Linked DNA regions of Homo sapiens: regions 2 and 3 are each linked to region 1. Evidence: chromatin loops called from intact Hi-C (ENCODE). Cell type or tissue: endothelial cell of umbilical vein. All regions are shown on one strand.

The links. Hi-C counts contacts between places; a loop is a spot of excess contacts. Peaks named below come from ENCODE experiments on the same cell type or tissue, not always from the same donor. Only the 100,000 strongest peaks of a DNase experiment are listed, where the experiment ranks them.
Region 2: it touches region 1 in a loop (9-fold over the local background); 45 of 110 quality-filtered maps call a loop at or near these places.
Region 3: a loop joins it to region 1, with 10 times the contacts of the local background. A loop is called at or near these places in 45 of 110 quality-filtered maps.

The regions. Positions count from the first base shown.
Region 1 is chr11:125,086,459-125,094,458 of GRCh38, reverse strand. It overlaps SLC37A2 (solute carrier family 37 member 2), which reads right to left. Exons shown (of 18, transcript NM_001145290.2): 18 at 3,943-6,340. The coding sequence ends at 6,325. It overlaps TMEM218 (transmembrane protein 218), which reads left to right. Exons shown (of 5, transcript NM_001258244.2): 5 at 1-70. Among named protein-coding and RNA genes, the nearest start is that of TMEM218, 21 kb to the left of the region's middle. In endothelial cell of umbilical vein, a CTCF peak has its summit at 3,103 (motif pointing left); a DNase peak (open chromatin) is centred at 3,068; H3K27ac peaks cover 318 bases.
Region 2 is chr11:125,401,676-125,409,675 of GRCh38, reverse strand. The region is part of intron 7 of PKNOX2 (PBX/knotted 1 homeobox 2); the gene reads right to left. Among named protein-coding and RNA genes, the nearest start is that of FEZ1, 91 kb to the left of the region's middle. RefSeq lists an enhancer at 1-922. In endothelial cell of umbilical vein, a CTCF peak has its summit at 4,622 (motif pointing right); a DNase peak (open chromatin) is centred at 4,775; H3K27me3 peaks cover 888 bases.
Region 3 is chr11:125,137,660-125,145,659 of GRCh38, reverse strand. No RefSeq gene overlaps it. Among named protein-coding and RNA genes, the nearest start is that of PKNOX2-DT, 23 kb to the left of the region's middle. RefSeq lists an enhancer at 3,313-3,869. In endothelial cell of umbilical vein, a CTCF peak has its summit at 3,738 (motif pointing right); a DNase peak (open chromatin) is centred at 3,759; H3K27me3 peaks cover 580 bases.

The DNA.
Region 1 (8,000 bases):
GTTTGTACCTGACATTTTCTTAACACATATCCAAAAAGGTAAAAGTTTCATTAAAGGATTCTAATGATCATTTTAGTATGAATAACAAACATTCAATCATAATTCCTTTGCTTAAACCTTTAAGTATCTGGCTGTTACATAGAAATGAATTTCCAGATGTGAGAATCAGAACTGTATGGAAACGAATCTAGAAAAGTGTTGATTATCCTCATAGAAGCATAAGAACTCAGGATTGGAAGAGATTTTATAGTTCATAAAGTTCAACCTTTAATCTCTAGTTCCATCCCAATACTTGGAAATAAGTCTAGGGTTCCACATGTCAAAATAACAATTTTTGTTACATTTAGCAAACATGTGCTAGGCATTTTTCTAAGTGTGTTGTAAGTATTATGTCTTCTTCATATCGGCCCTATGAAGTAGGTACTCTTAATATCCCCACTTCACAGATGGGGAACAGGCACGGGCTGGTAGGCGTAAACAGGAGTCAGGATCCAAAGTCAGGCAGTTTGGCTCTAGAGTCTAAGAGCCTGACTACTGTCTGTTATAGAGCGTTGCTCCATAGGATAAACTCGAAGGAAAAGGAGGGACAAGGGCAGGCAATGCAAATCCACTTGACAGAAATACCAAGGAAAAGTAGCTGAGTCTGGTGGAAAAACCAGAATCTTAGGAATTGAGCAGGAGTCTGGGGAAAAGCGTGAACAGGCACGCAGGCCTCAGAGATAGCTTCACCCATTAGCCCAGGGTTTCTGGCAGGTCTCTGCTGTTAGACTTTGGTTGTCCCCTTGCTCAGAGATACTAAACAGCTGAGCTGCTAGTAGACTATATTTTCAAGTTTTGAGAACACTGCCGCCTCTCTTGTAAGCACCATCCAGCTGGAATGTTGAGACTTGGGCCAGTTTTCAGAGGTGCCAATGGCAGAATCAAAGCCACACACCAGGAATTTTTGTTTTGTTTTCTACTTGATCTCTGTCCCTAGCAGATTATTGGTGGTGACTGTTTATGCAAAAAAAAAAAAAAAAAAAAAAAAAATTCTGAGTCCCTACCCCCCCCACCCTCTTTTCTCAGTTTCCTGCCACCAAAGAAATGAGAGCTGGGATCGAAATCAGGCTCAGTGCCACAGACAGAATGAGAAAGTGTGTTTTTAATGGTTTACATCACATCATGCCAGAGATGATATAGTCTGTGCATTTGGTCCAAGTCCTGCCCTTGGAGAACTCTTGGGTGAGGTGGTCACACAGTAGCCCTTATGCTGTGCCTAAATGCTATGAGGCCAGCCCCTTCACTTGTTTTAAGCTTTGGAGATTTCTTTTGTTTGCCTGTGGTTATTTTCCTGCCGTTAAATTGGTCATACCCCAGTTTTACACTGGGAATATTATCAATTTCCTATTACTGTTGTAACAGATTGCCATAGACTTACTGGTTTTGATCAATTCACATTTATCGCTCCGGAGGTCAGAAACCAGAAATGGGTTTCAGGGGGTAAAGGAAAGGCTTTGGAGCCTCGAGAGAACCCATTTCCTTGCCTTTTCTACCTTCTAGAGGCCGCCCCCGTCCCCCTGGCTGGTGGACCCTTCCTCAGTCTTCAAGGTCAGCAGAGCAGCATCTGCCAATCCCCAACACTCCTGCCTCCCTCTGTGATTCATCCGGAGCCCTTTGATTCCACTGGGTCCACCCCATCAGTCCTTCCATCTCAAGATCCTTAATCACATATACAAAATCTCATTTGCCATGTAAGGTAACACTCACTGGTTCTGAAAATTAGGATGTGGACATCTTATGGGGGCACATTGTACCTATCACAGAATATAGGGCCCCTTCTCCCCTAAGCATTGCCTCCTTCCACCCCCATCTGCCATCCTCCCTACCCCCACACCTTTCAGTAGGAGGTCTGCTCCTTTGTCACTTCTCAGGATTCCCAACAGCAACTCTCCCACCCCCACTCAGACACCCAGGATGTGTTGAGTTCCTCCTGCCAGCCTCAGTCTTAGTGGTGGCCTCATGGTGCTAGGACCGACCAAGAGCTTCTTTCCCTTTCTTTTCTTTGCCTCTTGCCTCCTCCTCCTCCTCCCCCAGCCACCCCACACACACTCGCCCAGCCTCCCAGTGGATTTCTAAGGGAGAAACACAAAGAGTTACTGCTTTTTAATTACAAGTGCTATTGTAGCATCTATAAGGAAGAACATTTTAAGCTTAATTGAGACCAAATGTGAAGTTAAATTAAATGAATAACTAATTAACGTAATGCTCCTACATTAGCCCCGTGTGAGTGAGTGCTGAGGCCCAGGGAGAAGGCAGGTACCAGGCCTGTGGTGAACAGGCTGCGCCCAGAGCTGCCCAAACAGGGCCAGTAACCTGGGACCTGGGAGATGGGTGCAGACAGGCAGATCTCAGTGCTGGGGTTCCCCCAACCTTCAGTATTTTTTCCAACTCCCTACCCACAGCCTAAGTCCTCATTTCTGAGGCCAGACCCTGAGCTCGCACAATGCCTTTTGCATGTGTCTAGTGCCACACTTACCTGCTGGTAGGAGCCAATGCCATTTGTTCAGTTTCAGTCTCTAAGGCCTAACATCCTAGGAGTTGGATAAGTATTCATGTTAACTTCCTCCCTCTTCCATTACCCCTCACTACCTTATCAAATGAGTCATCCAAGTCCTCAGAATTCTGCCTTCATAAGGAAGAAGGACTCTTCCCGTTGCCCCCGGAATTGCCCTTCTGCCAGCCGTGTTCCTGCATGGCTGGACTAATGAACAGCATAGCTCTCACCTGGAGTCACTGTCTCCGTGTGTTTTCCTATTTATCCCCTAACTAGACAAGTTCTTCAAGGGCAGGAGTGTGTTGAGTATGTGTCTCCCTTCATACCAATCCTATGAGGTAGATAATGTCACCATTTTCCTGATGATGAAACAGGCTTAAAGTTAGTAAGCAGTGCAGTTGGGGAAGAGAAGACCTTGAGAGAACCATTCCTCTTCCCCTGCCCTCTGAAGCAGAAAGCAAGCTGAAAGTCTGAAAAGTCAAGAGGCCTCGGCTCCTGTCTCTCTTCCAGGAAGCAGGATGGAACCACAGCCCACCCTGGGCTGTATGATGGGATTGGGTCACCATCTAGTGGCTCATATAAGCAACACAGCTTCTCCTTAAACTCCTTAATTACAAGTGCTATTGGAGCATCTCTAAGGAAGAACATTTTGAGCTTAATTGAGACCAAATGTGAAGTTAAATGAATAACTAATTTCATTTCATTCTCAATGTCAAAGAGCAGCAGAGAGCAGCTTTCCTGAATGCTGAACATAAGGCCAGAGTATAGCTCTTGCCCCTGTGGGCTGAGGACTTGGAGGTCCCTGGCTGACTCCTGCGCTCAGAGCTGAAGTGACTGCAGGCAGGAGGAGCCTTCCTTGTTTGTTGCCATTGGCGCTGTGCAGCCTGCTTCAGTGTGGAAGGGTGTGTATCTGGCTAATGCACCAGCCCACAACGTCCCAGGAAATGCAAGGCTTTTATCTTGCGTGGCGCTCTAAGCTCCCCATTTGCCCACACATCATCAATATCATGAGCATCCCCTTCAGGAGTGCCCACTGTCATGAGCTTTAACCTACCCACTTGGTGGTCCTGGTGTGTCCGGAATTGGTGGGTTCTTGGTCTCACTGACTTCAAGAATGAGGCCGCGGACCCTCGCAGTGAGTGTTACAGCTCTTAAGGTGGCACGTCTGGAGTTTGTTCCTTCTGATGTTCAGATGTGTTCGGAGTTTCTTCCTTCTAGTGGGTTCGTGGTCTCGCTGGCTCAAGAGTGAAGCTGCAGACCTTCACAGTGAGTGTTACGGCTCTTAAGGCAGCGCGTCTGGAGTTGTTCGTTCTTCCCGGTGGGCTCGTGGTCTCGCTGGGCTCAGGAGTGAAGCTGCAGATCTTCGCGGTGAGTGTTACAGCTCATAAAAGCAGCGTGGACTCAAAGAGTGAGCAGTAGCAAGATTTATTGCAAAGAACAAAGCTCCCACAGCGTGGAAGGGGACCCGAGCGAGTTGCCAATGCTGGCTCGGGCAGCCTGCTTTTATTCTCTTATCTGGCCCCACCCACATCCTGCTTATTGGTAGAGCCGAGTGGCCTGTTTTGACAGGTCGTTGATTGGTGCGTTTACAATCCCTGAGCTAGATACAAAGGTTCTCCACGTCCCCATCAGATTAGTTAGATACAGAGTTTCGACACACAGGTTCTCCAAGGCCCCACCAGAGCAGCTAGATACAGAGTGTTGATTGGTGCACTCACAAACCCTGAGCTAGACACAGGGTGTTGATTGGTGTGTTTATAAACCTTGAGCTAGATACACAGTGCCGATGGGTGTATTTACAATCCCTGAGCTAGATATAAAGGTTCTCCGAGGCCCCACCAGAGCAGCTAGATACAGAGTGTCGACTGGTGCACTCACAAACCTTGAGCTAAACACAGGGTGCTGATTGGTGTGTTTACAATCCCTGAGCAGGACATAAGGACTCTCCACGTCCCCATCAGACTCAGGAGCCCAGCTGGCTTCACCTAGTGGATCCCGCACCGGGGCTGCAGGTGGAGCTGCCTGCCAGTCCCGCGCCGTGCGCTCGCACTCCTCAGCCCTTGGGTGGTCGATGGGACTGGGCGCCCTGGAGCAGGGGGTGGTACTCGTCGGGGAGGCTCGGGCCCCACAGGAGCCCATGGAGCGGGTGGGAGGCTCAGGCACCGCGGGCTGCAGGTCCCGAGCCCTGCCCCGCGGGAAGGCAGCTAAGGCCCAGCGAGAAATCAAGCACAGCGCAGGTGGGCCGGCACTGCTGGGGGACCCAGTACACCCTCTGCAGCCGCTGGCCCGGGTGCCAAGTCCCTCACTGCCCGGGGCCGGAAGGGCCGGCCGGCTGCTCCGAGTGCAGGCCCGCCAAGCCCATGCCCACCCGGAACTCCAGCTGGCCCGCAAGCGCTGCATGCAGCCCCGGTTCCCGCTCGCGCCTCTCGCTCCACACCTCCCTGCAAGCTGAGGGAGCCTGCTCTGGCCTTGGCCAGCCCAGAAAGGGGCTCCCCACAGTGCAGCGGTGGGCTGAAGGGCTCCTCAAGTGCCGCCAAAGTGGGAGCCCAGGCAGAGGAGGCGCCGAGAGCGAGCGAGGGCTGTGAGGACTGCCAGCACGCTGTCACCCCTCACTGAGACCCCACTTCAGCACCCCATGCCAGCCTCGCTCGCTGCCAAGCCAAGCCCCGACAAAGATGAGCATGGGCACAGCAGGTCAAACAGAATCTATTGGTGCCAGTGGGCAACTTTAGGCTCAGATGGAGATGCCAAGAGCTAGCCAGAAAACAGCGAGTGATCCGGGACTTGGGGTGGAAGGAGGACATAGAAAAGTGGAAAAGGGAGCAGCAGATGGCACCAGGTGACCACATCTGCAGCAGCTGCCTGAATGAACCATTCATGCCCTCACGTCTTGCCAGTCTTGTCACCATTGGCACCTGTGCTCAGGGCGTAAGTCCTTCTTGTGTCCACTGTCTACTCCATTCCTAGAGCTGGCATATAGTAGGCACTCCTTGGCATTTCATTCTCAAAATACTTAATACACATACTGGTATTTTTAGTCATGCCAACCCCTCTTTCTACTCTCCCCACAGCACCGGCCCCCATCACCTTCCACTGAGGACATTATGGGGCCAGGATCAGAGTGAGGCAAGGGAGGCACTCAGGGCCGGCATGTGCCCAAGAGGGAGTGCCCCTTCAAATTATGTACCGAAGGCAGCTCCCCTGCCTCGCCCGAGTGCTGGCCCTGGAGGAACAGCAGTGATGGGCGGGTAATGGAGTTATCAACAGGCCTAAATGGAGAGTAGAAGAGGGCCCAGCTTGGGGAAATGCACAGAGAAGACTGTTGCATGGATAGAGGGACAAAGAGAGGCTGGGCTCCTTTGGTGGAGTGAGATGCCCACCTATAGATACAGGCAGATTACAGAGGTTAAAGCTTAACATGGGAAGGAGAGATGCCCATTTTCCAGGCGTTGGCCTTGTGAAGCCTTCTGTCTTGGAATCTGAACAAGCAAGAGTCTGAGCATATCCTTTCCTTATCAAAATGGAGACACAACTCAGCCCTAGTCCCATCCCTTTTGCTTGCAGCTTCCAGAGCTCAGGCCCCTGAATCTTCTATTTCCTCATGCTTGGCAGTCCCCTTCCCATGGAGAATCTCTGTGTCCTTAGGCAGCCCTGGGGTCTGGGCTGGGCTGGCTAATGTTCAATAAAGAGGGTTTGCCTTCCCTGCTTGTGGAAGTTTCCATTGTCTTGCCCATGGGGAGCACGTTGGGGACCCAACTGGGACCCTCCATGCTGCTGTTCCAATTGGGGCCTCATATTTCTTTATACCTGCATGAAGAGGAGAGGGGGGACAGAAGAGAAAGTGAGATGACTTCATAAGCTCCTGCTGAGTAGGGAGAGGAAAGGCAGGGTCCCAGGGTCCCTTCATCATTGCTTTCATCTCAGTTCTCTGTAATGAGGCCTCCCTTTCACCTCTCAGGCAGGAAATAGCAAGCTAGATTAATATTTAAAACCTGGCCGGGCGCGGTGGCTCACACCTGTAATCCCAGCACTTTGGGAGGCCGAGGCGGGTGAGTCACCTGAGGTTGGGAGTTCAAGACCAGCCTGACCAACATGGAGAAACCCTGTCTCTACTAAAAATACAAAATTAGCCGGGCGTGGTGGCGCATGCCTGTGGTCCCAGCTACTCGGGAGGCTGAGGCAGGAGAATCACTTGAACCTGGGAGGCGGAGATTGCAGTGAGCTGAGATCACACCACTGCACTCCAGCCTGGGCAATAAGAGCAAAACTCCGCCTCAAAAAAAAAAAAAAAAGAAATTAAATAAAACCTTACAATGTTCATGCCACATTTGACAGCTTTACAAAGCAATATCACATATCCCATTTATCTCAGCCTTGGGTCAATTCTGCCAGGTATTCAGGGATAAGCATCCCCATTCATACATAAAGATGTGGTGGTTCAGAGAATCTGGGTCTGATGGAGTGCTATGCCCAAGGTCTCATGGAGTGAGTGGAGAAAGCAGGACTGTCCAGGGGTTTTTGGATTCCAAGCACAGTGCTCTGTCTGCTCTGATAAATCACTGCACACCTCACACACAGGCCTCCCATGGAGCAGGACCAGCCTGGGACAGCGGTGGCAGTCCAGAGAAAAGCAAACAAACCCCAGGCCCAGTTTCAGTGTTAGGCTGTGCCCGAGCTCTGAGCCTCTGTCTCTCACCTTCAATGAGAGGCTGCTGCGAGGCAAGCTCACACGTCTAAAGCCAGACACAATTCCAGGACAGAGCAGTTGCTCACTAAATCCTCCTCGCTTTCTGCTGCTCTTCTTCCCTTCCCACCCTCAGGCCTGGCTCCAAGGAGCACAGGCACAGGAACTTTGGGTCATGCAGTCCAGCCCCCTGCTCCCCTCTTCCAGGGCAGGGCAGGGCAGGGCAGGACAGGTGCTCTGCGTGCTTCCTGTGTTGTGTGTCTTCCTGCTCTCACTTTCTCTCCCCTGGGTGGTGTCTTCCTTAAGTGGAAGTGTGTCCCCAGATGCGTGCTGGTTACCATGTCCCGGGGGTTCCTCCTCACATTTGCCATCCAGCCCAGGTCCACAGCTCCGGCCAGCTCATTAGCGGCCTCCTTGTTAGCACGAGGCTCCTGCTCAGGACGGCCAGCGGGAGAGGGTCGCCCGACCATCAGACCACCAGCACTGTGTAGCCTCAGCCACTGACCTGCTGATGCCACCACCACATCCACCACCACCAGACAGTAGGCAGAGAGCACACCAGGCCAGCCACCCATGCTTGATTCACATTTGTTTCAGAGACTTTGATTGGTAGTTGCTTTTGTTCTGCATACCCCAGGCAGAGGGGCCAGATGACCTTGGTTTCTGAACTTCAGGAGGCACTTGCAGCTCAGTCGCAGCTCAGAGGGAAACTGGTTTCCCTATTTCTGCCTCCTCTGTCCCCGAGGGCATGTCCAAAGTTCTCACACTGTCCCTCAGGGAAGA
Region 2 (8,000 bases), 320 kb before region 1:
TTTCCCGTCCCCCGGCTGCTCTCCACACACCTCCATCACAGGCCTGTCACACTAGGCTGCACACACAGAGCAGCCTCCAGCTCTCACCTTTGTATCCTTAGCACCTAGCTCAGGATACTAAAATACATGTTAAATAAGCAAATGAAAGCCGCCCTAGCCTTCCCATAACCTGTCTTCTAAGGGTGTCTCATATGAGCCTCAGCCACCTTCGGCACATGGCATCGATCCTGTTCTCTTCCTCAGGCTGCCCACAGGATTCCACTGGAAACAGACTCTCCTCTCCCCACACTGCCGACCAGCACGGAACCTTTGCCGCTTTTCTTTGCGTTAGCCCAGGCAGGTAAGACATGTTTTCCTGGCCCTCTGCTCTCCTCACCATTCCTAGTTAACAGCTGGGTAAAGAAGTCCTTGGACTTGCTGTGGAGCCCTCCCTGCTTTCTGGGGAGCCTGCACTGGGAGGCTGGGTGCTTGGAGAGAATTTGTGAGGAAGGAATAGGATGTGGGAGAGGTTAGGGTCTCTAGGTTCGGAGAAGAAAAAAGGCAGCGAGTGAAGTGTGGGAGCCTCAGGAGGCCTGCCTGAGTCTCTTAGCTCCTCCTAGCCACGGTTCCTCATCTGAAGACGGGGCTTGAACCAGTTAACAGGTCCAATGGCCATTTCGGCGACATTCCCATGCTCAAATGCTGGAATCGTAAGGCGTGAACTGCAAGGATTTAGAGACAGGTAAATGGTCAAGGAAATAGACAAAATGGGGCAAAAAAGAAGGCCCCAGCTTCCCGGTTTTTGTTTTAGGACTTGAAGAAGCTTGGGTCTTCAGCCTCCAGGGCAAGTCTAGGGTTTTGAGCCCGGAAATCTGTGTTTGGAGGAAACCTCGAGCCAGTGACTGCCTACCTGTAGCAACGAAGGGAAAGTGTTACAGCCCGGGGGACAGCCATGGCGAATCTCCTCCCAGACCCTGACAACACAGAACCTGGCAGAGCCTGTCAGGAAGTGGAAGTCGGCACTGATTTATACATCTCACTCGATTCAGCTGATTAAATCCCCCTTGGCGTCTCCTCCAGAGCTGCCTTTTTTTACTCTCCTGGGTTGTCTCTGGCCCAAGAGCTGGAGGAGTATTTCCTATAAATAAGCAGCGCCAGGAGGAGAGGAGCCAAGCACGCCCTCCTCCCACCCACCTGCCGCACGGGCCTCCTGGTGTGGCTCCTCCGGGTGGGTGGGGCGATGGAGGCCTTGCTTCTATTCTGAGCTCACCTCTGCTGCTGTGACCTTGGGGAACAGAGGGGGCAGCTCTTGCCTTGGCTTCCCCTTCCTGGGGCCCCGTGGGAGCCGCCTAGCCCGTGAAGCTTATACTTTGAGCAGAGCTCTTGGCCTTTCTGTTCCTGCAGTCGCAGTCTAAAATGGAGTCTGCCATGCAGAAGCCTAGAAACTGGAAGAGCCCCTGGAAGCCACACATTTCCCCTCCCTGAAGTACAAATAAGGCACTGAGGTTTAGAGATGCCTGGGACTTCCCAAGGCCACACAGCCCGTTAGCAGCCAGAGGACTAGAACACAGATCTCCTTCACCCACAAATGCCCCCTACACCGGTTCTGGGCTGCAAATGCTCCTTGAATCCTGCAGGTCAACCAATCATCATTGCAGGCAAGGTGAACAGATAAAAACAACTAAAACTCAGAAGTCCAGAAGCAGCGTGGGCACTGGAGGAAAGGCAATCTCGTCACCACCCTTCTGTGGGCCTCATCTCCTTATGTATACAGTGCATGTGACACCGGGACCCTCAACGCCTGAGTTTTCAGCGATGAGACTGCTCTGAGTTTGAGTTCTCCTTGTTCCAACATCCCAGCCTACCATTCTCATGGTGTGTAAACCGTGCTGATATTATATTTGAAGCTGAAGCAAACTCGGAAGGTAAATTTACTTTTTTTTTTGTTTGTTTTTTGAGACAGGGTAGAGAGTCTTGCTCTGTTGCCCAGGCTTGTCTCAAACTTCTGGGGTCATGTAATCCTCCCACCTGAGCCTCCTGAGTCATGGGATTACAGGCGTGAGCCACCACACCAGGCTTGAAGGTAAATTTAATGGGGGAGTGGGTACCTCCATGCCATTCACCTTAAAACCAGTGGAAGTGACTTCTCAATCCCTTGTTTGGAATCATCCATGCTAGCCTGTGCCTCTTCTGGTAGGGATATTTGAGAATTTCAAACATAAAAGGTTGTCCTAGACTTTCTTCACCCCCAAAAAAGTACCCAACAAGGTTAGAAAAATACAAGCAAAGTCAGTAAAATAAATACAAGATGTGTCCCTTGGGATTCAACCAACACACATTGTTTCCTAGCCAAAGGCAGAGGGTGAGCCACCACCTGGATGCTTCGTCTGCTTACTCAGACCCTGGCTGCTTCTCCACCTTGTGGCTTGGATACCCTCCATGCCAATTTACCCAATTTGGGTAACTAAGGGCAATTTATGCATTGGATCAGAGCCTTCTCTTTCCTACCCTTCTCTCCCTTCCCTGGGTCTTTGGCTGGAAGGTGCTGAGAGGCAGCCAGATTCTATCAGTGAAGGAATAAAATAAAAACCTTCAGAGATAGAGTCCAAGGGCAGGGCTGGGACTGGCAACGTTTTAGGTGGGGCAGGGAAGAGGAAGCAAAATTTTGGCATCCCGGAGGTCTGGGGAAATGATATTCATCCCTTACATCTGTAAACATGAGCTGCTTCACAAACCTGCCTTGAGTGTGCTTTTTTTTTTTTTTTTTTTTTTTTTTTTTAGACATAGATTCTCAGGGCCACTGGGTCAAGACCCTCACCCATCATCTAGCAATCTATATTTCTAAAAACTTCCTTGTGATGGTCCCAAAGATCGTACACGCTGAGTATGAGAGAGCTTTCACCACGCTGTTCCATTTTAATGTCACCATCACCCCATGGGGTCAGCAGGACTGTCCTATTTGCCTGAAGAGAGATTGAGGTCCAGAGAGGATGGAAGTGACTTCCCAGAGTCAAATAACTGTGCCTCCAGCCTAAGGCCTCTGGCTCTGAGTGTAGGACGAGTGCTCACAGAGAGAGGATATGTGCTTCGGGGTCAGACAGGCTCCAATGCAAGCACAGTGCCTGGCACATTTAGCCATCCAATAATTTATTTCCCACTTCCCTTGGCTAAGGTCACTCAACTAGGGAGTCGTACAGTTGGGATTTAAAAACCTGTCCTAGAAGCCTTCAAGCCACTTGAGTTCTTTACGTAGCAATGGAAGGGGTTCAGCTGGGGTTGCGCACGCAGGCAGAGTTGTGCAAACCTGGCTACATGTCTCCCTGTCTGAGATGTTCCTGGGCAATGGTCGAGTCCCAGGATCCTAAGCATCGTCTCTGACTAGCCCCACAACTCCACTTGGCTGCGATTTCCAGTCCAGGCTTAGTCTCTAGAGCCGTGGAATGGAGACAAGGAGGGTCTGACTCTCTTTTCTGAGGAAGGAACTTCCAGAGCAGCGGTGGAAACCCCGTGGGGAGCACATGTTGGCTAAGCACACAGTATTATTAGCTTTTTGACAGCTTCCCCTCAGGGCTTATCAGACTCCAAACCCAGGTAGATGCCACTGTGTCTAGACACAGAGTTGCTCCCCTCTAGGCTCCTTAGCACCCAGATGGAAGTGAGAAGAGTGTTTGGTACGGTTCTAGTTACTTTTTTCAGCACCCAGAGCCTCACATCCCTGCTGGAATTATCCAGGAACCTGGGGATGACAGCTGGTTATCCAGCCCAAGAATTCTGTTCGTTTTGTTCCACTAGGAAGACAGCCGTGGTGTCCCCAAGCCTCTGGAAACTGCCTGAGGCCTGGGAATCAGATGAAAACCAACACGCCGGGCTCCATGGGCACCCCTGGAAGCGGCCCCACTCCTGTTCCTTGTGTGCTGTTGATTGAGACTCAGAAGCAGGAGCCTCTCAGGAGGGGCAGAGCAAGGCAGGGCTTTGGGTTTGGAATGGCAGAGAACTGGTGCCTCCCGAGCACCATCCTCTGGGCCAGCTGCAACACCCTGGAACTGCGACTGCCACTCATTCTTCACAGACCTCAGTGGTCCCCAGGGGAGTTTTACTCCAAATTGCATTTGGAACAGCAGAAAGATGACTTGTTCCAAAGGAAGGCCTTACTAAGAAACGATGAGAAGCTGTGGAATGACTTTTGGAAGTGGGGGGTGCAGGGGCCCACATGAATGCACAGCGGTCTCACGTCAGCCCAGGAAGAGCTGTCTGTCCCTGTGAGCCACCGTGCTTCATTTTTAATAGGGAAAGGGCTTGAACTGCCCTGGGAAACTCAAGGAAGACTTCATTTCCACTCAAGGAAGGAATTCCTGGAAGAAACCAGAATGGGACAAAGACATGAAGGAGTGAAGGAGATAAATGACAGAAAAGTTTCTGTTTAAGCTGTTTTGAAATAGGTGGAATTTTTATCTTACTTGGATGCCTGTGAAACAGGGGAATGAACGGGATGGCCTGGCAAAGATCCTTCCAGCTGAGGACTGTAAAAGAGCCCATGCCATTTCCTAAGGATTGTGTGGGAGGGTGGGTGACGGTGAGTCGGTGGCCGGAGTGGGGTGCAGTGCGGAGCCAGCCCCAGCCACCTGCCATCCTCCCCCCGGCCACTAGAGGTCTCTGCTGATCCACCGGCTCAGACCACACTCACCAAAGCCTCCCAGAAGGCGCGTGCTGGCGGCTCCCCTGCCTGGGCTCGGGGCGGGTGGGGGTCGGTTCTGAATGTCTCCTTTCTGCTGGAAAGCTTGTCCTGACCTCTCCAGGGCACAGCCGCGGCCCGTCCTCTGGACTCTTCAAAGCCTCCCATCTGCCTTACATACTGGACACAACAGAATGGTTCTCTCTAATGCAGGCGTCGTCTTTCCCTAGCTTGGTGGCAGGCTTTTTGAGGGAAAGAGGGGTCTTTCTCTGAATTCCCCGAAACTGCTTAGCGCAATGTTAAGTGCATGGTACATGCGAGATACATGTGTGGTCTGACTTTGGCCTAAGGCTGTGGGTGTATTCCTGTGTGTGGTGGTGTGTGTGTGTTTGTGTGTGTGTGATGTGTGTGTTTGTGTGTGTGCCCGCGCAAATGTGCCTTAGGAGGGTGGAGAGGTTGTCCCTGTCCCCAGACACCCCTTCCCGGCAGCATCCCTCCGTTCTGGCAGAGCCAGGGCCCTGTCTTAGACCAAGAAAAGCCAGATTCCCAAACTCGGGAAAGCCAAGCACATGTAAACAAGCCACCTAATCCTGTTCTTGTTCCACTCCTGTTGGGGGCCTTGGTCTCAAGGGAAAGGCAGTTCTGGCCTGTGGGGACAAGCAGCAGCTGCTGCTCTTAAGGAACATTCCTTCTCAGGCGGGAGAAGCGCTCAGGTTTCACTAGCCTGGCGGCAAAGGCCACCCTCTGGTCTCTGGGCTCCACGGCTGCAGGGCTGGGGGTGAGGAACCGGCAGAAGAGACAGCTTTAATGCCTGTGACAGGCAGTGTGGCTCATTTTATTCCACTTCAGTCTAGGGATGCCCCCTGTCCATCTAAGTAGTGATCTTTCCAGGGTAGATTGCCCCCTACCCCAGCCCCATCCAGTCTTCTCCCTGGTCCTGTCCTCAGGATGCTTAGCCACTGGGCAGAACCTCTAGGGTCCTGGCTGAGGTGATGGCCCCCTACCCCTTCCGCCCCCTGCCAATCTGGAAAATCCAAAATTCCTTAGAGGTCAATAGGCAAGTGCCACCCTTCTCAGGTGGGGATGCATTGATTAGCCCCCTTCCTATTCTGCTGGGGAGGCGCAGAGCTGCAGAGTCGCATCTGGCAGCTGGGCCTAGCATCTCAGAATGTCCTCAACTTTGTACCTCTCATTTCCCTACTTCCAGTCTACTAGCAAATCCAAATTCTTGCTTCGTAGCAATTGGCTTCTTCCTCTGTAGTCCCTACCCCACTGACCAATAGCTAGGTAGGGTCATCACTCTCCACCCAGGTCCCAGGACCCCTGATTCTTCTCCCCATGTGTCACAAAAACATATCCCCATGTAGCAAGAAGAACATGGGCTCTGGAGTAGCCCATCCCGGACTCCAGCACTTGCTAGGTGTGTGACTTTGAGCCAGGGTCTTCACTTCTCTCAGCTTCTCTTTTCTTGGATGTAAAATGGAGAAAATCATGTGTACCTTGCAGCCTGTCATGAAGAGTAAATTAGATAATCTGTGGAAAGCACCTAGTACACACCATGTTTGAGACAGAGGGGAGCTCAATAAATGTTCACCGTCTCCCCTCCTTCTGCCAGCTCTTCTTGGACCAATACAAGATGTGGCTGCTCAATTGATTTGTCTCCAGCGTGTCTCCAGCCCTGACCCTGTTGCCTACATTCTCCACTACCTTTAAAGTCTTTAGCAGTCGGCCACCACTATTAGCCCCAAAACAGAACTCCCACACATTTGGCTTCAAGGTACTCCATCATTACACTTGGAGACCTGGGACTGTGTCGCATCCATTTTTTATATCCCCAGAACTCAGTAGGCTCCAGAGGTGCCTGAATGGATGCAGGATGCGTGAATGAATGAGCCCCCTTCACCCCATCTCCTCTCTAGGGATTCTGATTGGCTCTCTCTGTTTCTCGCCTTCTTTCAGACTTCTTGCTACATTGGAAACACTCACCTTTATAAAGGTTGCCAAATAGGCTACCAACTCTCACCAAGCCTGCCTGAAATGCCACCTCCCAGAGGAAGCCCTCCCAAGGCCAATGAATCTGTAACTTCTCCAATCACAATGGGCAAAATCCTCCTGTTGTCCTCTCCACTCTGTACTGAGGTTTGTTTATCCTATTGTGGAGCAGGAACAAACTGGCCATGAAGGTGTGAGGGCTGGGTCTGGGACTTGGTCCCCCTCTGAGGAAGGATGAAGGATGCTGAGTTGAGACTGGGGCAACCTCAAGCCACACATGTGGATCACCCAATCCAGAATCCCTGCCTGCAGCTCCTCTCCCCATCTCTTTGGCTGCTCCTTTCCTCTGTACTCTTGACCCTGAGCATTTCACGGCTGACATGATTTATCTAGATCCTCATTGTGACTCATGGCTCTCTCTCCCTGAGACTGGGAGCTCCTCTTGGACAATGGCTTGTGTCTGTTCTCACAGGACCTAGCACAGAACATACAGTGAGTGCCCCCCAAACGCTTGGCAATTGAATGAGAACCATGATTCAATCCAATTTGCCTGGAATAGAGCTGAGGCTTAAATCTCCACAGAGAAAAAAGGATGAATTTCAGGTCAAACTAATACTTGAGTGAGGTGTCTCTCTAGTGGAATGGTTCCATTTGCGCCCTCTAGGAAGGACAGGAGAACCCAGAGTAGGGTCTAGAACCAGTCTCCTTACAGAGGATCCTGCCCCCACAAGAAGCCTGGGCTCTGAGGAGTAGGAAGCCTGGGTGTCATTGGGTGCCTGCAGCACAGGATGGGTTCCTAGGGAGGGGGAAAATCTAGCTGTGGCCCAGGTCTTTGAAAGTCTGCTTTAGTCCCCTGCTTGGTAGAACAGTCTCCCTTACTTCCCATCTCCACTTTGCCCAGCAGAGAAGACTCACACAGAGAAATCGAAGGCCGAGCAGGAAAACGCTCAACCCATCGATCTGGATGGAGGACACGGCATAGCATCTGGGAGTGGGGATACCAAGTTGAAAACAAAAATGTCTCCCGCTTTGCAACACAAGGCTGGATGATTAGCACACAGGGAAAACCATGAGCCAGCAGTTTGCAACAAAGCTGGCAGGCGGCTGGAATGTTGATCCAGAGGATCATGTTCCAGAGGGGAGACACCCCTCCCCAGGCCAGGCTGGTGCTCAGGCTATTTCAGGCCGGGGGGATTAAGGGTGAACCATGACGAATGCATGTGCCCGCGTGTGCACACACATACACACACACACACACACACACACTCACAAGCTCCTTTTCTCTCTCTCATACAGGCTCCTGTGTCTTGAACCCAAGACCTGCCTCCTGCACTGAAAGTCTCGGTCCCCGATTCTT
Region 3 (8,000 bases), 51 kb before region 1:
TTGACTCATTCATTCATTCACCCAACAGATATTTATTGCACCCTTGCTATGAGCAGGTTCTGTAGAAATTAGAGAATCATGAGGAGACAGGGTGAGGCCTCAGTGCTGGGGAACACATAGCCATAGACAAGGCCCTACCCTCGTGGAATTTATCTTCTAATGGGGTGTTATGGATTGAATTGCACCCCCCACCAAATTCATATGTTGAAACCTTAACCACTAATGTGACTGTATTTAGAGATAAGTCTTCTTTTTTTTTTTTTTTTTTTTTAAGATGGAGTTTCACTCTTGTTGCCCAGGCTGGAGTGCAATGGCGTGATCTCGGCCCACTGCAACCTCCACCTCCCTGGTTCAAGTGACTCTCCTGTCTCAGCCTCCCGAGTAGTTGGGATTACAGGCACCCGCCACCACACCCGGCTAATTTTGTGTTTTTAGTAGAGACGGGGTTTCACCAGGTTGGCCAGCCTGGTCTCAAACTCCTGACCTCAAGTGATCTGCCTGCCTCAGCCTCCCAAAGTGCTAGGATTACAGGTGTGAGCCACCGTGTCCTGCAGAGATAGGGTCTTTAAGGAAGTAATTAAGGTTAAAGTTACAAGGGTGGGGGTCTAATCCAATAGGACTGGTGTCCTTATAAAAAGAGAAAAAAACAGAGATTCCCTCCTCCTCATTCTGCCAACCTGTGCACAAAGAGGTCATGGGAGGGCATAGGGAGAAGGCAGCCACCTACAAGCCAAACAGAGAGGCTTCCCCGGAAACCAACCTTGCTAACACGTTGATCTTGAACATCCAGCCTCCAGAACTGTAAGAAAATAAATGTCTGTTGTTTAAGCCCCGCAGTCTGTGGCATTTTGCTACATAGCTGGAGCTGACAGATACAAGGGTAAGCAGGGAAGGGCACAGTGTTATGGGAGCGCAGATTAGGGCCGCCCCACCCAGGCTACAGGGGGATGGAAGGTTTTCCAGAGAACCTGCCATCCAAATATAGACCTGAAGGGAGGATTAACAGGTGCAAACAGGAGAGAGTACTCAGGGCAGGACGCCCACATGTGTGAAGACCCTGAGGGAAGAGGAGCAAGTTCTGTCAGAGGACCTGAACACGTTTCTTTATGGATGGAGCCTGGAGGGTGAGATGAAGAGGGGGTGGAATGAGGCTGAGGAGGTCGGGGGAGCCAGCGTGGCTGACATTTCATAAGCAAACACGCTGAAGATCCCAGAGAACAAGCTGCTCCACTTTTCGACACTTCGGACTCACCCCATTGATGCTTCTGATTCTGCTGGAAAAAATGCCAACTTGGGCTCTGCAGGTTCCAAGAAGTCGTGAGCTTTTCCCTGCCACCTGATTGGCTGCATCATTCCTCAGCATCACTGCGTGTGTTCCTTGTGGAAATGCTTCGCTTGTTCATCCATAAGCTCCCTCCTTACCTTTCAAAGCCTCTTCTGGGACTGCCTCTTCTGGTGCTTGCCTTCAGTTCTATAAAATTCCTTTGCTTTTCATTAATAATTGCTAGTGTTTATTGCGTTAGTTAATACTAACCATGTCCCAGGTGTTGTTTTAGGGGCTTTATGTGTATTAGCTCTTTTAATCCTCACGACAACACTATGAAGTAGATTCTATTAATTCTAGTTTATGGATGAGGAAACTGAAGCACAGAGAGATTAAATAGTCACTTGTCCAGGGCCGCTTGGCTAACAAATGGAGGAGGCAGGATTAAAACCCAGGCAGTTGGCTGGGGGCAGTGGTGCACGCCTGTGATCCCAGCACTTTGGGAGGCCGAGACTGCCTGATCTCAGAAGTTCGAGACCATCCTGGGCAACGTGGTGAAACCTCATCTCTACCAAAATACAAAAAATTAGCCAGGCGTGGTGGTGGGTGCCTGTAGTCTCAGCTACTTGGGAGGCTGAGGCAGGAGAATCGCTTGAACCTAGAAGGTGGAGGTTACAGTGAGCCAAGATTTCACCACAGCACTCCAGCCTAGGTGACAGAGGGAGGCCCTGTCTCAAAAAAAAAAAAAAAAAAAAAAACCCGGGCAGTCTAGCTTGGGTGTCTATGCTCTTAACCACTACGCTGTGCTGTCCAAAAAAAAAAAAAAAAAGATGGAAACTGAGGCTTGGCTAGGTTCTCCTGGCTAGGTGAAGCATGGGTGCCAGGACTAGAACTGAGGTCTTCCTGATCCCATGTTCTCTGCTGTTCACACTTAGCGGGGCTGCCTCTTGAGGGAAAGGAGGAGAAGCAGATGAGTTTGAGGACCACTCAGGAGGTAGACAAGCTAGGACTATCATGAGGGTAATCAAAGAATAAGGGATACAATAGGAAGCCAAGGGCAAAGCCAGGTTTCTAGGTCAACTGTGCAGCCAAACCTTCATCATCTTCTGCCACTTTATTTTATTTATTTATTTATTTATTTTGAGATGGAGTCTCGCTCTGTCACCCAGGCTGGAGTGCAGTGGTGCAATCTCGGCTTACTGCAACCTCAGCCTCCCAGGTTCAAGCAATTCTCCTGCCTCAGCCTCCTGAGTAGCTGGGACTACAGGTGCGTGCCACCACGCCCAGCTAATTTTTATGTTTTTAGTAGAGACGAGGTTTCACCATGTTAGCCAGGATGTTCTCGAGCTCCTGACCTCGTGATCCACCCGCCTCGGCCTCCCAACGTGCTGGGATTACAGGCGTGAGCCACCGCGCCCGGCCTGCCACTTTATTCTTTATTCATTCATTCTTTCGTTCATTTGACACATACTGTGTTTCAGGTGCTGGCTGGGAAAAGCAGGAATTGGGGAGCGGGTAGACACTGAGACTGGCCATGACACTCACCAGGCCTTACTCCTTCCCCTTGTCCATGGAGCTCAAGGACTTTGCATTCTAGGGGATGGGGTTGATAAATAAATTATTACAACGTGATTATAAGTATATCAATATATCTACATCTATCTGTCTACCTATCTACCTACCATCTACCTACCTATAAAAGGAGTACAAGGAAGACAGCCCATCTCTGACTAAAGAAGTCAGGGGGAGCCTCAATCTAGAGAGGGTACCACTGGAGCCAGTGCTGAAGGTTATGATGGGAATATCCTAGGAGAGTATCGGGGATCCTGGGAGCTTCCCTGGAAAGTCTGTGACTGATGCCTGAGCTCTTCAACCAGAGTCATCAAATTCAGATATTCACTCTGAAAGGAGCCTCAGAGGCCCTCTCTATCCACAGGTGAGCCGACTGAGCAGTGCCAGGCCTGGGGTGAAGCGGAATTTCAGGAAGCACCCCGTCTCCAGCCACACAGGCGCCAACCCGCCAGCACCACCCTGCAAGCAAGGCCTCACCCTGGTCTCAGGCACAGCTCTCTCCAAGGGTCACACAGCAAAGCCAACAGTGCCATGCAAGGACCCCTGCCGCCTGCACTCCAGTCTTCTGCGTTTTGTGATTATGGAGAGCAAGGGAAAGGGAGAAGGAAAAGAAGGGGAAGAGGAGTCAAGAAATGCACCGCAGTCTCCTGTTCCTACAACAGAAAAGACAGCTCTGAAACTCTATATCCACCCACTTCAAGTTCCCGCCTTCCTCAAGCTTTATGTTCAGAAATGAGGATCTCTTCCCCACAGAGCCCTTCCCTCCCCTCTTTCTACTACGTGCTCTTCCAATTCCACACCTTTTCAACATTTATTTCAGCTGCAGATTGTCTTTCAAAAGCTGGCGGGGCGAGCCCTGCAGAGCCCACCACCGCGGCCAGAGGGTTGTAGTTCTACAGTCAGCCAGCAGGGGGCAGGCCTGCTCCGAGTCTCCGTCCTGCCCCGACCATCCCAGCCCCCCAGCCCAGTCACAACTCCTTAGAGATGCAAATTGAGAGGCAGCCTTCCTAACCCGAGAGGGCTGCTAATTCTCTGACAGTATGCAGATTTCCATCTTGCCTTTGCCTGGGTTTATTTGTTTTACTTTGCAATAAATTTAATACAGACTCCCTGAAGCAGAGAGGCAGATGGACTATAAAGTGCATTTTGAGCAGCCTTAGTTACTAGGTTAGTGTGGGTTTTGATCCCTGCTTAAATTATATCTATGAAATTTGACATGGATTTGGGTCTGGGGTTTGCTGGCTCCTTGGTGCTCTGGAGCGGCTTTTAGAGCATTTACAAGGGTTGATTTGATTATTGGGGCTTTAATTTTTCACAGAGGCTAACGAGGAGGCTGGGAAGCCCGGCCGGGGCCTGGCAGGAAGATGGAAAAGCTGGGATAAGTTGGGTTTCTACCTGCCCCAGTGTTCACGGTATCGAAATCGTTTTCTCATGTCCCTCGAGGGGCCCTAAGTCACTCTCACCAAAGAGCTGCATGCGGAAACCTGTTCTGATTCCCGGGGTAGTAGTGCAGCAAGGAGCTAGCTCAGATTCTACGAAAAAAGTCAGACGCACATATGGGACAGACATAACTAAAACATCTATAAAGAAACATTAACAAGAATGGTACAGATCAGCATTGTATAACAATGTAAATTGGATGTGAGGGGACTTGGCAGAAGGACAAAAGTCAACACACTCCTGTTAACCCCTTTGCCTTGTGCCAGAGTGTGCGGCCTCCCACTTCCCTACTTCCTTCCAGCAGATCCCTGAAGAAAGGAGGCAGAAGGAACTAGGAATGGGATGAGTTGGGTTCTTGCCCTGGCTCCACCGATTACTTCTTTGTTCAGATATTTGGTGAATATATTTAATTTCTGCAAGCTTCAGTTTCCCTCTGCACAGCTGGAATTTCATTATCATGAGGACCCAGTAAGAGATCTTCAGGAAGAATGTGTGTAGGCTGTAAAGGACCGGACCATAAAAAGTGAGTACATGGACAGATGTCATTCCCCGGTTGTGAAATGGTCATTGATGGATTAGGGTAGCAAGGCTTCAAGGCCAGAGAGGAGCTATTAATGGAATTTCCAAAGCCAGTCCATGAGGCAACATTGGTGGAATGAGTTGGGTTTCACAAACTAGCCAAGGTGTGAGACGGCCAGCTTTCTCACTGGTGGTGAGTTCTGTTCACCTGTGTGCGAAGCCTGCCTGCCAGCAGAGGACACCCTGAGAAGGTTCCAGCAGCAGCAGCAGCAGCAGCAGACGCCGAGGATTGTCCTGCAGAGCCCTGAGGGCTTGGCCACCCTGGCTGTGGGAGACTGGCAGGGGCTGGTGCTGCAGATTCATCTTCTCCCGCGTGAACCCGAGTGCAGGCAGAGCTCGGAGACAGAGGAGGGAGGGGAGGGAGGGCCCCTTGGCAAGAACCCAACTCATCCCATTCCTAGTTCCTTCCGCCTCTTTTCTTCAGGGGTCTGCTGAAAGGAAGTAGGGAAGTGGGAGGCCCGTCCCTCCTGCCTCCCTCCTCTGCATCTTCACATCTCTTAGGCCAGAGACTGGAGCAGGAAAGGGAGTTTGAGGGGGAACTAAGAGGAATGTGTTTGAAGAGCCAAGAAGAGCAAAGATTTGGGAGCCACCAGAGAAAAGGGGTAGAGAGTAGAAAGAGGCAGGTCGGGGAGAAAGGAAGGAACCATCACACATTGATATTTACTCCTGAAACTTTGAAGAGGATTGTGAACTGCTGGGGGAAGGGGAGAGAAATGAGAGAAGAGAAAGGAAATAACCAGCTCCACATGAAGGAGGGGGTGGGGTACAGGGGAGGTGGAGGCTGAGATTAAATGGAAATGAGGGGCTTGGTCACCATGGAGAAAGAAGCTGGAAGCTTTGGCAGCAGTTTGTCTATTAGGAGGAAAGGCAGGGATCAAAGAAGCTGTGGTGTGTCTATACACACAACCGGATTGGAAAATAACTAGCTGAATTCTGCCCAAAGCAGGGGGGGAGGGGGAAGGGAGTGAAAACTGGTTGAATTCTTTCCCAAATAACAATGGTTCTCCCCACGCTCGTTTCTCCCTTCTATCTGTTCCTCTGTCGCCTTAGGAACACACTACACTGAAACTGTTGGGTTGTGAAGATTTTGTTAAATTAAATTTGGTGACTTCCCCTCCGCCCCAGTGACCTGTGTGTTCAAGGGAATGGAAACCCTACATCCTGTCCCGGACAGAGGAAGGGAGATGGTAGCTGTGGTGGGGAAGGAGGGCGAAAGGAGGGACGCAGCAGTGAGGGTAAACCAGCCGATGCCTTGGTCTTCACGGGACCCTCTGAAGGAGAATGAAGAAATCCAGAAGCAGTGGCCACCGGCCAAAAGAATGGCCACACAGCCTCTCCAGAACCACAGCGGGGCTGCACTGGGACCCATGCTGGGTCTCTGCCTGACCCTGGGCTTTTCAGAGAGCCCACAAAGGCTTTTCTCCAGGAACACCCTCCCTGTTCCAGACCACATGGCAGGTGAGCAGGCGGGCCAAGGGACAGCTGTCTGGGTAAAGGTGGGGTGGAGTGTGGAAAGATCTGAGACCAAGGCCCACAGGCTCCTCAAACACAGAACAGCGCTGGGGCCAAGAACTGGAGTGGGGCGGGGGGCCTGAGGCCAGGGCCTCCACGTGGACCCTTCCCCTAACCTGTAAGTATCAGCAGCGGGGTGCAGCGGGGGGCCTGAGGCCAGGGCCTCCACGTGGACCCTTCCCCTAACCTGTAAGCATCAGCAGCAGTGCTGAGCAGGGGGGAGTCTGGCTTCCCGGCTGGAGGCAAGGAGACTGAAGGAAGAAGGAATCAAGGTTGCTGAAGGTTAGAGGCTTCAAGGGAAAATGGAGCAGGGGGCAAGCCTCTGACTCTGAGTGTGTGTGAAGAGCAGGGTGGAGAGGAACAGAGCCATACATCTGTCTCTTGCGATCTTCGGGATACACTACGCTAACATTTTGAAAATCATTCATCATTTATCTGAAATTCAAGTTTGACTGGCTAGCATGTATTTTGTCTGGCATCCCTATCCCTGGGTCCAAGGGATTGGGGTGATAACCACAAGGCTTATGTCACAAATTGGGTGAGGCCAGGGAACCCTTATAGACCTCAGAGGTTGGTGACTTACAACATACCATGGAGCTTTACCCATGCCCAGGTCCGATCAGTGTGTCCCAACTGTAGCTGGGGTTAGGAGAGCAGTGTCGTTTGCAGGCACGCTGGGCCATGGGGGAGCTTGGCCAAAACTTCATCTCTGCCAGTGCCTTTAGGAGTGAACCAGAATCCGGCAAGATCAGAGCGACTCCCCCAGAGGAAAAACTGCCTTTTTTCTACATCCACGCGAGTCTTGGAGGCTAGCGAGGCCTAAACTAAACCAATAAGAATGTTCTCCCTGGGGAGAGCAGCTTGCCTCAGTCCTTCTGAGGAGTGTAACTAACACTGTTCTCCAGTCCTTCCCCATTCAGACAACTCTGAACAATACTTCCCTAACCTAAAACTCTCCTCCTGCAGCGGATGCTCTTTCAAATTCTATTCAGAATCCAGCCTCTAAGATGCTACATTCCAAGAGGAAAGAAAATAAATACATACATAAATCAATAATAATCCTACATTAATTTCAAACTCAGTTATGAACACAGAAGCAAAAAAAATCAATGGTGGCCGAATGAAAAAGGGCAGACTGAAAGGGTTTCTTAATCCAGAAAACTTTTATAATGATATGACACATAATAGAGAACAAAATAAAATTAAAACAATAAAAAAAAGGTACACCCAGCAAGCAGTGTCCTGTTAAATAATTGGATGAGATTCATCAGAGTAGCAACTGGCGCTGAGCGTTTTTTAATTTTCTCCCTGCTGGAGCCTCTCCTCTCACAGTATCAACAAATAGATTAACTACTTGTCAGAGACGAGGCCTTCACACAGCAAAATTGAATTCTTCAGTATTTATCTTCCCCCTTTACACCCCCTGCCCAAAGAGGAATATCTGATCACTTTTTAAAAAAAGATCCCAAATCTAGAAATGATTAATTCTGTCCCATGATGCAAAGGGTTAATTCCACCATGGTTCATGAAGGAAAGCCAGGTTTAATAAGAATTGCTAATTGCCTTTTCCTTAGGAAGGAATGAACTTTGAAAGGGCAAAAGACAGAGGCAGCTTCACCCCTTCAATGATGTA